2 separate regions of the Homo sapiens genome follow, and region 1 is linked to region 2. Evidence: chromatin contacts called from ENCODE Hi-C or POLR2A ChIA-PET data. All regions are on one chromosome and are shown on one strand. The core of a region is the stretch at or near the end of the contact, and the rest is flanking DNA. Distances in the headings are between cores, read along the strand shown. Region 1 overlaps FOXN3 (forkhead box N3). Region 2 has its middle 150 kb from the start of FOXN3-AS2.

Region 1 (7,133 bases), core at 975-3,474, 420 kb after region 2:
GTTGAGCTTTTCTGTTTCTTCAGCTCCCCTCTTGGGGATGAAGCAGGGTCTCTAGACATTAGAACTCCGGTTGTTGGAGCCTGCCACCAGCAGTTTAGTGCTGATGGCAAGGAGGCTCGCCTCAGGGACTGAAAAACTCTTCTCCACACAGAGAATTCTAAATGACTCTTGAAATAGAGGGAATTGAGAATGCAGACAAAGGCAGAAACTTGAGAGGAAAGCTGCTGAGCATTATATGCACATAGCTCTGTAAGGGTTGTGAAAATGGTGGTGGTGTTCTCATAATTTCTTTGCAAATATATATGTATTTTAAAAGGCTTAGGTCTCTCAGCTGCTTCTTTTCATCCTTATTCTTAGAGAAGTAGGCAAAAGACATGCTTCCACAAATTATAAACACCTGGTTTTGTTTAGTATCCTATTGAGGGAAATTAGGAAAGTTGCAGAAACATTCAGTTTTCCTAAATTGTTTTACAAAACCTGTGACAATGCACTGCAGACATATGCATTGTATTTAGTTAGATCCGTTTAATAAGAATCATTCTTATCAGGGCACCTCCCAAATCCTTCATAAATATAAGGCTTTTAAATATTTGTCTCCTTTTATAATTAGTCTAGATTTAGCAGTGGGTCTTCCTGATTTGGGAGGAAGCATGCTTCATGGTTGCCTGGCAACAGCTAATCGTGGTATTAGGGGCCAACAAAACAGTTGGCAGAAACTGTAAATTCTTTTGTCTTGTTAACAAAAAATGATAGTTAAAGATACAGCAGTATGTTAAGTCTGTTCTGTTGTTCAAACATATAACTTACGTGATAAATTCCTATGCTAATATAACCTCAGTGTGCTGCTCAAATTTATAGCTTGTTTAGAGAACCTGCTCACTTCGTACTTGGGTCACATGTCATCTGCTCATGGTACTGAAACTCATCGGGTAGGACAGTGATGTCATAGAGGCGTCCTTTTCTCAAGGGCTCTTAAGATGAATCTGAGGTTTTTGTTGAACGATGGGTTCTGAAACATATGTGAAGCTCCAGCATAAACGTCTGAAGTCAGGATTCTGGTTCTTAAGCAGGAGCCGCGAGTTCACCATCGATGACCTCAGTTCCCATCTCCTAGTGGCCCTCAGTGGGTACAGACACCAGCACCCGGCCTGTGTGATCCGTCCTGGTGCTGGCCAGGCCTTCCTCTCGTCCCCTCCAGATCAGCCGGGCTCAGCGTAAGTTTTCTAGGACAACTTCGTAAAATGAATTCTCATTTCATAAGCAAATATAGTGTGAGTCATGCTTTGGCCACATAGAATTAAGAAGGAAGAAAAAACACTATTTATTTGGTTGGTACTTTTTTTTTTTTTTTTTTTAAGAAACTACACTGTATTCCAGATTTGTCCGCAGATCACTGTCAGCTTCCTCTCCTCTGGGTATATGTTTTTAAAGGACGTTGTCTATTATGGGTCAGGGTCCCCCGCTCCACCAGGCACTTCGGTGTGTATTTTCTCACTTAACTCCCAGCTCTGTGCAGAAGGTCTGGGAGACACCAGTGCTTAAGCCAAGTTTTATGGGGGCCAGACGAGGAGCAGCCGGGTTGAATGCCCAGGTTTTCTCTGGTTTCCAAGCCCATACTCTGCTTTATCCTTAGTTTTGGGCCCAGTTTTCAGAACACATCCAGAATCATCCATTTGCCCAGCAAACCAACATAAGGTATCAAATGAATGGCCAAGATGTTGAATGTATTTCATCCTTTGTTTCCTTGATTTCTAAAAAAACAGCCCTTAGATATTTTTAACAGAATTTTTAAAAAGCACCCCCTGTTGTCTAAGTTCTCTTTTCTATATGATCTTTGCCGCCTCTCCTGCCCCCACCTCCACCATAGTCAGAAATCTCACATCTCAACAAACATCTCTCTCCTGTCTTCACCGCGGTTCTGCTCACAGCCACTTTCCCCTTCAAACTGGACATTTTGGATTTTCCCTGCTAACCTTACCGCCCCTTCCCGCCCCTTCCCGGGCTCCAGCTCAGCAGGAAGAAATGTCGTCAGCAGAGGCTGCAAACCCAAGCCTGTCCCTTTTCAGTGGTATTTTTACTACGAGCTGAACTACTTCAGCATCATGTAAACACGCTGGAGTGTGTTCACAGCTGCCTCTCTTTTAAAGTTGAACCAGCTCAGAACTAAAAGGGGAACTGCTTTCAGGTTCTGTTCAAGTTTGCATGTGACAGCATCAAAGCTATTTTTAGCAGAGTGATCACCGGCAAGAAGCTGGAAACGGCTGCCTTCAACTATCAACAGTGGAAAGAAAGGATCATTTATGGACTGCTGCAGCTCTTGAGTCCATTTATATGGGAGACACAGGGGTGTGTAAATCTCTTCTTCAAAGTTACAAGGCGTCTTGTCCCCCATCACCTTTGCAGAGACAGGGCAGTGTTAATTTAGTGCTTGGTTGCCTGGGCTCCAAGTTAAAGTAGATACACTGATAATAGTGAATTATAGGACTGTCCTCAATGTCTGTTCTGAGAAGAAGGCGATGTATAGATGCTCAGAAACATCCATTAAACTTTTGAAGTGTTTGTATTGTTTCTTCAGTTTTCCTTTTCTTTTCTGTAGATCACCAAACTCAAGAGACAGCAGGAAACGGGAGGTAGTTATGTAAGCATCATGGCAATGAAGAGAGCATGAGTCACTTACTAGCCATGCGACCCTCATTAAGTGACTTTTCCTTTCTGAATTAAGTGTTCTTAGCTGCAAAATGAGGATCATAATACCAGCCCTATATACTTTATAGGGCTAGTTTTTTTTTTGTTTTTTTTTTTTAGCAGATGTTTATTGAACACCTACTCCATGCCAGCTCCTGGGGACATGAGCTGAATCAGATCGTCAGTGTCTTCAGAGAGCTCACAGTCTAGCTCCATAAATAACTAACTTATAATACCCTGTGTTTCATGGAAAGGAGACAGCATAAGACAGATAGGATCTGCTCTCAGCATGGAGGGAGGCAGGAAGAAGACAGGAGGAGCAGTATTTTCAAGACAGCATAAAAGTTTGCAAAGAAAACAAGGGAGTGAGGGACATTCCAAGCAGGGGCAACTGAGTAGCAATGACAGAGGTCAAAGGCGCTCTGGTGTCTCCAAGGGACCATGAGCAACTTGGTATTGTCAGAGCGAAAAAAACTAAAAGACAAGGGGTGGCAGGAGAAGCTGGAGCAAGTGGAGCCAATTGTTTAGTGCTAAAGAACCTGGAAGTGGCACAGGTCACAGGGAGCCAGGAGTCATTTTGAGCACACGATTGACTGGATTATACACAAATTAAAGTGGAGTCATTGCTAGCAAAAGTCCCTGAATCTGTGTATATGAAGTGGTAGCAGTTTAGTGCAGGCAAAGAATGCCCTACACATAAAGTGTCCTCCCTGGAAAGGCTAAGCTGTAGCACAGTACTAAAACTTGGTGGCCTGTGACTCCTTTGAACAATGCCTTTGAAGAGGGCGGAGGTGGGCAGCCTTTGAAGAGGGTGGAGGTGGACAGAGAAGGGCAGATGAAAGGGAGAGAAGTAGCATACCTTCTCAGACCCGATTGGTACTGGGCTCTGCAAGTGGCTTTGGAGGATAAGTCACATCCTTCAGGAGCTTTCAGGCCAGGTAGCATTGAAGAGGAAGGCACGAGCCTTGGCAGCGGTGTGTGGCCTGTGTGTGCTCAGGGGACTTGCAAAGGTGAGCCCAATGACCCAGCACCAAGAAGCACAGCCCATGTGTGTGAGTCAGTTTCCTCCAAAGGTTTCAGGAGGCTAAGGTTTTTCGGGTTATGTTTAAAGCTTCAATTGTGTGGTCCTCTTTATTCGCCATAGGAATTCAAAGAAGAGGGAAGCACAGAACAAAACAAAGTAAAACAAAGCAAAACCCTCACAATCATACGTAACTGTTTACACCCAGAAAGAAAGGTGCTGAGAAGGCATGGTGTGCTACCACATTTTGTAAAGCTTGATGGACACACCCTCATAGTTACATAACTATGGCCAAGAAGTGACATTACTCTTTTGAAACTATGTTCTCTTCGAATTTAATGCTATCATGGAAGTTCAGCAACATTATTTGCCTCAGTTCACTTCCAGGAGAGGAATAGATGTTTCTATAGTTTTTCTCGAAGCATCGAATGGGTATTAGGTACTAGGTGTGTAAGAATCAGTTTCTTCGGCTCCAGCCCATGTGATGGTGGAAGAAAACCAACGCACTTGGCCTTCCCAACCATTTCGTTTTGGGTTTTCCTGAGCTACACTATGTGGGGAGGGACTGAGAGAGGGACACGTGGGACAGTTTGCGAACAGCAGAGAGTCACAAGCAAGGAAAAGGTTGGTACAGGTGGTGAGGGAGGTGGCCAGAGGTCACCGGGAAAGGAGTGAGTAGACAGGGTACCTTTGAGGTCGGGCCGGGCCTTTCTGCTCAGTTGGAAGTATCAGGACAAAGACATGGTTAAGGCGCTGATGCCCATCACAGTACTTTGTTGCCTTGGGAGACAGAAGAGATTACTTTTTGGAATTTTTTTTTTATTTTGAGACAGAGTCTCACTCTGTAGCCCAGGCTGGAGTGCAGTGGCATGATCTCGGCCCACTGCAACCTCTGCCTCCCGGGTTCAAGCAGTTCTCCTACCTCAGCCTCCCAAGCAGCTGGGATTACAGGAGCCTGCCACTGCACCCAGGTAATTTTTGTATATTTAGTAGAGACGGGCTTTCACCATGATGGCCAGTCTGGTCTTGAACTCCTGACCTCGTGATCCATCTGCCTCGGCCTCCCAAAGTGCTGGGATTACAGGCGTGAGCCACCGAGCCCCACCACATTTTTTTTTAAGATGGGGTATCACTCTGTCACGCAGTCTGGAGCGCAGTGGCATGATCATGGCTCATGGCAGCCACAAGTTCCTGGGTTCAAGTGATCCTCCCATTTCAGCCTCCTGAGTAGCTGGGACTGCAGGTGCGTGCCACCACACCTGGCTAATTTTTTTTTTTTTTCTTTTGTAGAGATGGGATCTCCCTATGTTACCCAAGCTGGTCTCAAACTCCTGGGCTCAAGCAGTCTTCCTGCCTCAGTCTCCCAAAATGGTAGGATTATAGGCATGTCTTACATTTTGGAAATTTAAAATCACTTTGTCACTTTGAAGCCAACCATAAATAGATGTAATAAACCATAGGAAAAATGTTTTATAAAAAATAAACATCTGAGGCTGGGTGCAGTGGCTCATGCCTGTAATCCTAGCACTTTGTGAGGCCAAGCCAGGCAGATCACTTGAGGTCAAGAGTTTGAAACCAGCCTGGCCAACATGGTGAAACCCCGTCTCTACTAAAAAAAAAAGCAAAAAAATTAGCCGGGCATGGGGACAGGCACCTATAATCCCAGCTACGTGGAAGGCTGAGGCAAGAGAATCGCTTGAACCTTGGAGGCGGAGGTTGCAGTGAGCCGAGATTGTGCCACTGCACTCCAGCCTGAGCAACAGAGCGAGACTCCATCTCAAATAAATAAATAAACAAATGAACAAACAAACATCTGCACTATTACATACAACTGTAGCAATTGAGTGCCCAGATTAGGTCTTCCTGATACAGCATTTAGATCGAGGTGTCCCTTCTATGTCATCAGCTTTCCAAAATCAGTGTTTATGTCTCTCATCTTCGTGGTGGACTATGGGATGGGACTAGCTGTCAAAGGGAGGAAATGAATAATCAAGGGAAATCACAATTTCTCCACAAATAGGTTATTTTCTTGTCTGTGACTGGTTTTCAGCATCATAGGAAGTACCGGGAGCCAGACTGTCAAAAACTTGGATTAAAACATATACATTTCTTGGCTGGGCACAGTGGCTCACGCCTGTAAACCCATCACTCTGGGAGGCCGAGGCAGGTGGATCACCTGAGGTCAGGAGTTCGAGACCAACCTGGCCAACATAGTGAAACCCTGTCTCTATACAAATAGAAAAATTATCTGGGCATGATGGCGGGTGCCTGTAATCCCAACTACTTGGGAGGCTGAGGCAGGAGAATCACTTGAACCTGGGAGGTAGAGGTTGCAATGAGCCAAGATCATGCCATTGCACTCCAGCCTGGATGACAGAGCGAGGCTCCATCTCAAAAAAAAAAAAAAAAAAAAGTACATTTCTTGATCTCGCTTGAAATCCTGAAAGATAAATAGGTCATAGTGACTTTTGCCTTTATTATTGAGGTACTTCTGCTGAATGTTGTATCAGTTCATGGAGTAATGAGGGAATTGTGTTACTCACATTATATAATGGGCAGTGTGTAGTTGTTGGTCACCACCTCAAAATGATGCTGCTGTGCTGGGACAGAAGATGCAAGTGTGGCCAGCCTTCTTGCTTCCTTGCGATTCAGTTCAAGTTGAAATGATATTTTTACTCACCATGTGTTTGCTCTTGATGGAGGGGATTTTAGATAAGCTTTTGCCACTGTCTTTGGATCAAGCACCCTGGCCATACTAACATTGTCTAGTCCTCAGCTGGTTCCACCTGTTGCACTGGTGCCATTTGTACCATTGTCAAGACCTCCGTGAAACTGTTGCCAAAGGAAGGAGGGAGTGGCTGGGCTTCCTCAGTCTCAGAGTCCCTCCAGTCCAGACTTGGCCACCTGGTCCCTCTCTGGGGTCAGCACGGCCAAAGTGGGAGGTGTAGAAGGTATCCCCGGGCCACCTTCTATCATCTCCATCTCTGAGGCAAGCTGCTCCTTGAGGGACTTGGCTTCCGTATTTGGGGATCAGTGAGGCTGAGATGGAGAGATTCCATGGGATAGAGCAAAGCCTCCAGGTTTCAGCTCCTCAGGAGTGCACCAAAGAGAAGATATTGAAGGGCTGCTGAATTAGTCTGTTCTCATGCTGCTGATAAAGACATCCAAGACTGGATAATTTGTAAAGGAAAGAGGTTTAATGGACTCACAGTTCTACATGGCTGGTGAGGCCTCACAATCACGTCTTACATGGTGGCAGGCAAGACAGCTTGAGCAGGGGAACTCCCATTTATAAAACCATTGGATTTTGTGAGACTTATTCACTACCTTGAGAATAGTATGGGGGAAACCGCCCCCATGATTCAAATCTCTCCACCTGGCCCCACCCTTGACACTTGGGGATTATTACAGTTCAAGGTGAGATTTG
Region 2 (7,193 bases), core at 4,160-6,659:
CTGCAATCCCAGCACTTTGGGAGGCTGAGGTGGGCGGATCACCTGAGGTCAGGGGTTCGAGACCAGCCTGGCCAAGGTGATGAAACCCCGTCTCTACTAAAAATACAAAAATTAGCCCAGCATAGTGGTGCATGCCTGTAATTCCAGCTACTTGGGATGCTGAGGCAGGAGAATGACTTGAACCCGGGAGGTGGAGGTTGCAGTGAGCCGAGTCATGCCATTGCACTCCAGCCTGTGCGACAGAGTGAAACTCTGTCAAGAGAGAAAGAAAGAGAGAGAAAGAGAAAGAAGGAAAGAGAGAGAGAGAGAGAGAGAAATAAAGAAGGAAAGAAAGAAAGAAAAGAAAAGAAAAGAAAAGAAACTAAAAGCCTTAGGTCCACAACACATTTTTCGTAGAATCTTGGTGCTGAAGGAGAGAAGGCAAAGCATAACTCAGAAGGTCTCAGGCAGGTTCTCGTTATTTTGAGGCTATCTTTGGTGGCTGAATTAAAGGATAGCGTGGTGTTAAAGTAACGTTGCTGCATGTGCTTTAATAAGCAAAGTTGGAGATTATTGATGATAACACAGTCATCTGTGGGATGCATTCCTGTGCATTCTAAAACATGAAGCCTCACTTTGAGTCTTACCATTAAGTCCTTGCTGTGAAGGGGTGGCAAGTGTTATTAAGTTGTTAGATTAGCAAGGTTCTACTGCATTTTCGCTTTAAGCCAGAGTGCTTTCACAGCTGAGCTGTAATGCTCTGAAAATGCCTACATAACAAGATCCAGACGTTGCGTTGAATCCCAAATGGTAAACGGCCAACGGCATTTATACAGTATTACCTTGCTGAAGCCGTAAAAAGTCAGCACATCTGAAAAGACACCGTGCCTAAATCCGAAAGCAGAGAAGAAGCCAACACAGGAAATAGGTGGCTCTTTCCATCATAACATACTTCTACAGGGTGGGAAGGTAGTTCCGTTTTCTAGAGAATACCAGCGTGAACTCCAATCCCTTCTTAAGGAGGCAAGTAGAAAGAATGAACCTAAATTATCCTATTGATGACTAAATGTTACATTTAGCTCCCGGGAGTCCATGCCCGGAACAGAATTTCAAGGAATCACATTGAGCCTGCTGGCCAACCGGGACCTGCTGCAAACTTGAGTAAACACAAGGTTTCCTAATAAACTGCCTTTCTTAGAAATCTAAAGTACTAAAAACCCTAAGTTCAGGAAAACTTGAATTTCTCAGAGAGGCAGAAAAAGGGATCAAGTTGCAGAACAATAGCGCTAGAAAGAAAAACCAAATGCACCTGAGGGCAGATAGTTAAAGGAGTTGGAGAAATTACATTTCAGAAAAATATGTTTCGGTGGCCAATTTTGTCTCTAGCTTGGAAATGTACTTGGTCCCATGAATAGGTTGACTCTTGCACAAACCCTGTTTACCTGGCTTGGTTCAAAGTTGTGACTTTTACTTCCCATGTGACTGATGAATTTGACAAGTTTGCCCCTGGCCCTGTGCTGAGCACTATGAAGGGGCAAAGAATTATAAGACCTGGTTTGGGGCTTGGGGGTGGGGAATGGGGGTTCAAAGAGAATATGTACAGCAGCAGCAAAGGTAGCAGTGTGCTGGTGGGTTTAGAGAGAGATTTTTGGTTTTGTTTTTGTTTTTTTTGAGACGGAGTCTTGCTCTGTCACCCAGACTGGAGTGCAATGGTGCAATCTTGAGCTCGGCTCACTGCGACCTCCGCCTCCCAGGTTTAAGCGATTCTCCTGCCTCCCCCTCCCAGGTTTAAGCGATTCTCCTGCCTCTGCCTCCTGGGTTTAAGCGATTCTCCTGCCTCAGCCTCTCAAGTAGCTGGGATTACAGGCACCCACCACTACTCCTGGCTAATTTTTGTGTTTTTAATAGAGGTGGGGTTTCACCATGTTGGCCAGGCTGGTCTCAAATTCCTGACCCCAAGTGATCCACCTGCCTTGGCCTCCCAAAGTGCTGGGATTACAGGCGTGAGCCACTGTGCCCAGTCTAGAGAGAGGTTTTAATAAACTTAGAGTTTAGTGATCTGTGTGGCCTGGGACAGAAAGTCATCTTCTCATTTGCTTGGTTACTCAGAGTAGCCTATCAGGAGGATTTGGGGCAGGGCCAGTGGTGCAGAATCATTCTTGAGCTACAAATATCAAGAAAACAGGATCTAGAAAGATGAATGAAATCTATTCGTGACTACCTTGGCAGCATCCAAAGTCACAGAGGGGCAAGATACTACTGTGCTAGGAGGATGAATGATGACTTTAATTTGTAACCAACATAAATAAAAATAAGTTTCTGACTAGATGTCTATCATCACATCACCTGAGCATGACTGGATGGATTTTCACTGTATTGGAGGGAACATTTGAATTTATAAAATGGCCTTAAAATATGGGCTTGTGGGGGGTGATGGTGGGCTGACTACCAATGAAGAGATGTGCCATATGCATTATGGTAGGTCAGGGTCTCGCAGACACAGTCTCGCAGATGGGGACTAGTATGCCAGAGTTTATAAATGAAGTGCTCCAGGGGAAATGAGGGGGTGGGAGGAGGAACAGGCTGGATGGGGAAGGGAAAGGAGCCCAGCAAGACAGCCACTTCAGGCCAAGTCCCAGCCTCAGCATGGCTCTACAAAAAGCAGTGGAGTGTAAGTTACACCTCTGATTGTATCCCAACTCCAGGCACCCCAGAGCTGGGCTTTCATATTCTGCACCAGTCAGCCATTGGCCAATGGCCCCCTAGGGAGGACCCAAATTTCCAGGTACATCTGTCACCAGTCTTTAGAAGAGAGTCATTAGAAGCAGGCATAGAAGCCAAGGGAAGGGGCCAGTCTTGGTGGCTCACGCCTGTAATGCCAGCACTTTGGGAGGCTGAGGTAGGTGGATCACCTGAGGCCAGGAGTTTGAGACCAGCCTGGCCAACGTGGTGAAACCCCGACTCTACTAAAAATACAAAATTAGCTGGGTGTGGTGGCGCATGCCTGTAATCTCAGCTACTCAGGAGGCTGAGGCAGGAGAATTGCTTGAACCTGAAAGGCGGAGGTTACAGTGAGCCGAGATCGCACCACTGCACTCTAGCCTGGGCAACAGAGCAAGGCTCTGTCTCAAAAAAAAAAAAAAAAAAAAGAGAGAAGCCAAGGGAAGGACACTCAGAAATGGACAAAGGATTTTCAGGAGAGGGCACAGAGCCCCTCAATACAGTGTTCCCCATGCGTATTAAGACCTGTGGGCAGAACAAGGAATAAATGTTTCAGATATGAGTCCAAAATCCAAGGACACGCCCTTCAACTTGCAGACACTGGTTTCCAGTTGAGCTGCTTCTCACATGGGCAACTCTAGCCAGCTGGTAACAGCAGAGATTTGTGTACTTGGTAATGTTTTTAAAAAACAGCTGGGGATTGTCTGGGCAACGCTGGAGGCCAGCTTCTGTGCAATCGCACGGGCCTGCTGAGCTTGTCCCTCTCCTCCTGCTGTCCCCAGAGGGGCAAACAAGCTTCTTTCTTATTCAACCTATGTCTTCCTGAACTCTGTTTCTCTCTGACGTGGCTGGAGAGACTAAGACAGTTCTCATTAAGAAGACTACATAAGCAAGGCCTAAATTATGTGCTACAAATCCTGCAAGAGTGTCATGAAAATGGAGGTTGCTCAGGACTGGAGGAGCCGCGGAAGGCTTTTTATGGGAGATGGGACTTCATTTTGGCCTTGAAAAGCAGCAGAGCTTAGTAGGTAGAAAAGAGAAAGAAGGGCATCCCGGCAGGGGGGTACACATTGAGCAAACGGCACAGAGGTGAGACCTGACGTGCACTTTTATGGCACAAAGTGAAGACTGTCTTAGCTTAAGGGAAGAATCCCAGCCCAGAAGGCTGACAGTCGGTCACCCTGGGTCTGAAATTTGGGTCATGGTCTTAAGCCATCTACCCCTCTGCTGCTTGGTTCAGCTTCTTTCTGATTCTCTGCCTAATTCCCCCCTCAGACTGGCTTTCCATCAAGCTGTGTCGGGCTCCAGACCATCCTCCTAATTAATACATGCCAGGTCCCATGAGTTGACAAGCTTTCAATACAAAGAAATAAATGATATAAGCCAGGATGAAAAGCAGAACAAAATAAAGATAGCAGGGGGTGTTTGGAGTGAACAACATCATGAAACGGGCCAATTTCAGAGACTTTTTGGAAAAGCGGAAACCTGATGTGTTAATTAGGAGTCTATTTCCATAATAAGACTGCTCAGAGGAAGGTAATAGAAGAAACAAAGGGGCAGTGGCAGGGACTGGTCAGGCAGGATGGAAGTTACAGCTTAAGGAGAGGGGAGAGGGCTTATTATTGTCTGTTGTCTTCTGTATCTCTGGGGTCTGCTGGCTCCATAAGACAGGGGGCTGCCCCTTCTTTGTTTTGTAAAGCACCGTGAATAAAGAGCTTCGGGTATAAATAACAATGTGGTTTCTGGCCCCAAGACCCGATTCAACAGGAAGTACTGCAGCCTTACCAGCTCCAGCTGGTGGTAGATTTTGACTTTTCAGGGCATACTCTATTCAGAGGAACTGTCTGCTGCTGAGATGAGCCAATATAGTGGTTCAAAACAAGAGGAAGTGTGGCAAGGAAGTGAGGTGCCAATGCACCCGCAGTGAGGGAAGGGCACTTGTGAAGCCGGAAGCCTTCATCTGGCCTCAAGCAGCTAGGTTTGGGGGATTCGAGCAAGGGTGCTGGAATCAGGTAGATGTGGGATCTAACCCCCAGCTCTGCCGCCTGCTGGCTCTGTGGTTAGGCCTTCCAACTGGTATGCTGAGCTGAGAAAAGACAGTGTATCTTCTCCACTACTGCCAGATTGATTTTTCAAAAGCACAGCTTTGAGCATCTCTTCCTGCTGTTTGGAGATGGCAGTGGCTCCCAACTGCCTAGCAGAAGCCAGTCCACTGTGGGGTTGGCCAAGTTCTGCACTTCAGGGACTTTGACTGAGAGGGTGAACCCTCCTAAACCTCGTGTTCTTCTTCATGAAGCAAGGATGATAATAGGCACTGTATTGTTGGGCCACTGTGAAAGTTAAAGGAGATAATTCACGTAAAGCATGTGGCACATCATAAGTGCCCCACTAACAAGAATCTTCACGACTGGTTAAGAAACTGCTTGAGTGCAAAGCCCCATTCTTCCTTTACCAGATGTGACCTTGGGTACATTTCTTAATTTCCCCATTGTATTAGTCCGTTCTCACATTGCTGCAAAGACACTACCCCAGAATGGGTAATTTATAAAGGAAAGAGGCTTAATTGACTCAAGTTCAGTGTGGCTGGGGAGGCCTCAGGAAACTCACAACCATGGAGGAAGGGGAAGCAAACACGGCAGGAAGGAGAATGAAAGCCAAGCAAAAGGGGTTTCCCCTTATAAAACCATCAGATCTCGTGAGACTTATTCACTACCACGAGAACAGTTGGGGGAAACCACCCCCATGATTCAATTATCTCCCACCAGGTCCCTCCCACCACAAATGGGAATTACGGGAGCTACAATTCAAGATGAGATTTGGATATGGACACAGCGAGACCTTATCACCCATCCTCAAACGCTCACCTGTAAAACAAGGTTGTTGAGAGGATTCGATGAACTGATGTATCTAAAGCATCTTGACCAGTACTTAGTGCTCAATAATTTTAGTTTTATGACATCATCATCATCATTATCACTGCTTCCTCCATCACCATCATGATGATCATTTAGATCTGGGAGAAAAAAAAGAAATAAATTGGGAATATACTTATTGAAATGAGTCCCTGAAGTTGCTCTGGGGGTCTAGGAGTGGAGAAGGGGGCTGAACGCCTCCATCCCTCCTCTCCACAGATACTTCTGGTAGGGCCTGGGGTAGTTGGGACCAGTGAGGGCTTCAGGGACTGGGTGTGCCTGTTGCATCTGGCTGTTTTCTCCTGGCTTCTGGATCTAATGCTGGGCACCTGTTCAACCCAGGCCAACTGGAAGGTGGGGGTCAATCTTGCTGAATGAGACTATGGTGGTTGTGGTTGTTAGATAGAGGACACGTGCTTCCTCTTTCTGCTGTCATGAGAGTCCCTCAGGGAAAGTTCATGACGAGGTGAAATGTTACTCTGGTCTCCTGTTTTTCTTTTTCTTTTTTTTTTTTTTTTGGAGATGGAGTTTTGCTTTTGTCGCCCAGGCTGGAGTGCAATGGCGCAATCTCGGCTCATAGCAACCTCCGCCTCCCGGGTTCAAGCCATTCTCCTGCCTCAGCCTCCGGAGTAGTTGGGATTACAGGCATGTGCCACCACGCCCGGCTAATTTTGTATTTTTAGTAGAGACGGGGTTTCTCCACGTTGGTCAGGCTGGTCTCGAACTCTGGACCTCAGATGATCCGCCCACCTCGGCCTCCCAAAGTGCTGGGATTACAGCATGAGCCACCGCGCCTCGCCTGTCTCCTGTTTTTCTATCTGAAGGTAATGACCACTTCACCCATTTTGTGTGATGTTGGCAAGGCTGCCAACAGTGTGACCCCACCCCATTGCTGCGATATAATGCAACCCAAGCAAAGTGAATCAAAATCATTATAGGGAGTTTGCTTGAGAGCTAAGGGTAGGGGTAGGGGTGGAGGGAAGTGTCCTTCTCCCTTGCCCTAGGATGCAGAGATCTAAAGAACACAGGAGGCTGAAGATGCCAGACAGGGGTCCTTGCAGCCGTGTTGGAGAGATTGGAGAGATTCTGCTTGAGAGTGAAGTCAATCAAAGTCAAAAGACAGAGCCCTCTTATCATTGTTTGAGCCACTTGATACAGCTATGCCTGAAGGTGGTCACCCCCAGACTTCCCAGGTACATGAACCAATTAACTCCATAAAGCTGATTGAGTTGGATTTTTGTCACTTGTACTAATGAGTACAGTGCCTTTATTTGCAACTGTGAGAAATTTGCTTCATATGCTTTAAACTCATTTGTGTTAGGAATAATTAGGTTTTTTAAATTTGTGGAGGGGCTATCTAGGAGTGGGGAATAGAAAACTGAGATGCAACAGAAGGCAGAGAAGAAGCTGATGCTTTGCACTGAAGCCTTGGAAAAGATCAAGGAAGCTGAGAGCTGGTAGCCAAGGGCCATGGAACAGCCAGCTGTGTTGATGGAAGGGAAGAAACAGGGTCACCTGTGGGAGGAGCAGGCAGCACAGGCAAAGACATTAGGCTATAGTGTTTATGGATAAGGACCTATA

The links. Hi-C counts contacts between places; a loop is a spot of excess contacts on that map. ChIA-PET counts read pairs that join two places held with the same protein, here RNA polymerase II (POLR2A). Pooled maps may share reads with other maps.
Region 1: a loop to region 2 is called in a map of B cell, with 19 times the contacts of the local background. The contact joins two enhancer-like sites. A Hi-C loop is called at or near these places in 1 of 168 maps with a recorded cell type or tissue (B cell) and 6 of 50 pooled maps. POLR2A ChIA-PET finds 5 or more read pairs at or near these places in 2 of 52 experiments (CD4-positive, alpha-beta T cell and WTC11).

Annotation. Positions count from the first base shown.
Region 1 is chr14:89,299,167-89,306,299 of GRCh38, reverse strand. The region is part of intron 3 of FOXN3 (forkhead box N3); the gene reads left to right. Among named protein-coding and RNA genes, the nearest start is that of FOXN3-AS3, 48 kb to the left of the region's middle. RefSeq lists enhancers at 942-1,211, 2,125-2,324, 2,425-2,484, 2,515-2,584. Within about 2 kb of position 2,224, at least 31 of the 41 ENCODE cell types and tissues checked have a DNase peak (open chromatin) inside an H3K27ac peak, as active enhancers do; they include B cell, where a contact is called at or near this core.
Region 2 is chr14:89,718,372-89,725,564 of GRCh38, reverse strand. No RefSeq gene overlaps it. Among named protein-coding and RNA genes, the nearest start is that of FOXN3-AS2, 150 kb to the right of the region's middle. Within about 2 kb of position 5,409, at least 14 of the 41 ENCODE cell types and tissues checked have a DNase peak (open chromatin) inside an H3K27ac peak, as active enhancers do; they include B cell, where a contact is called at or near this core.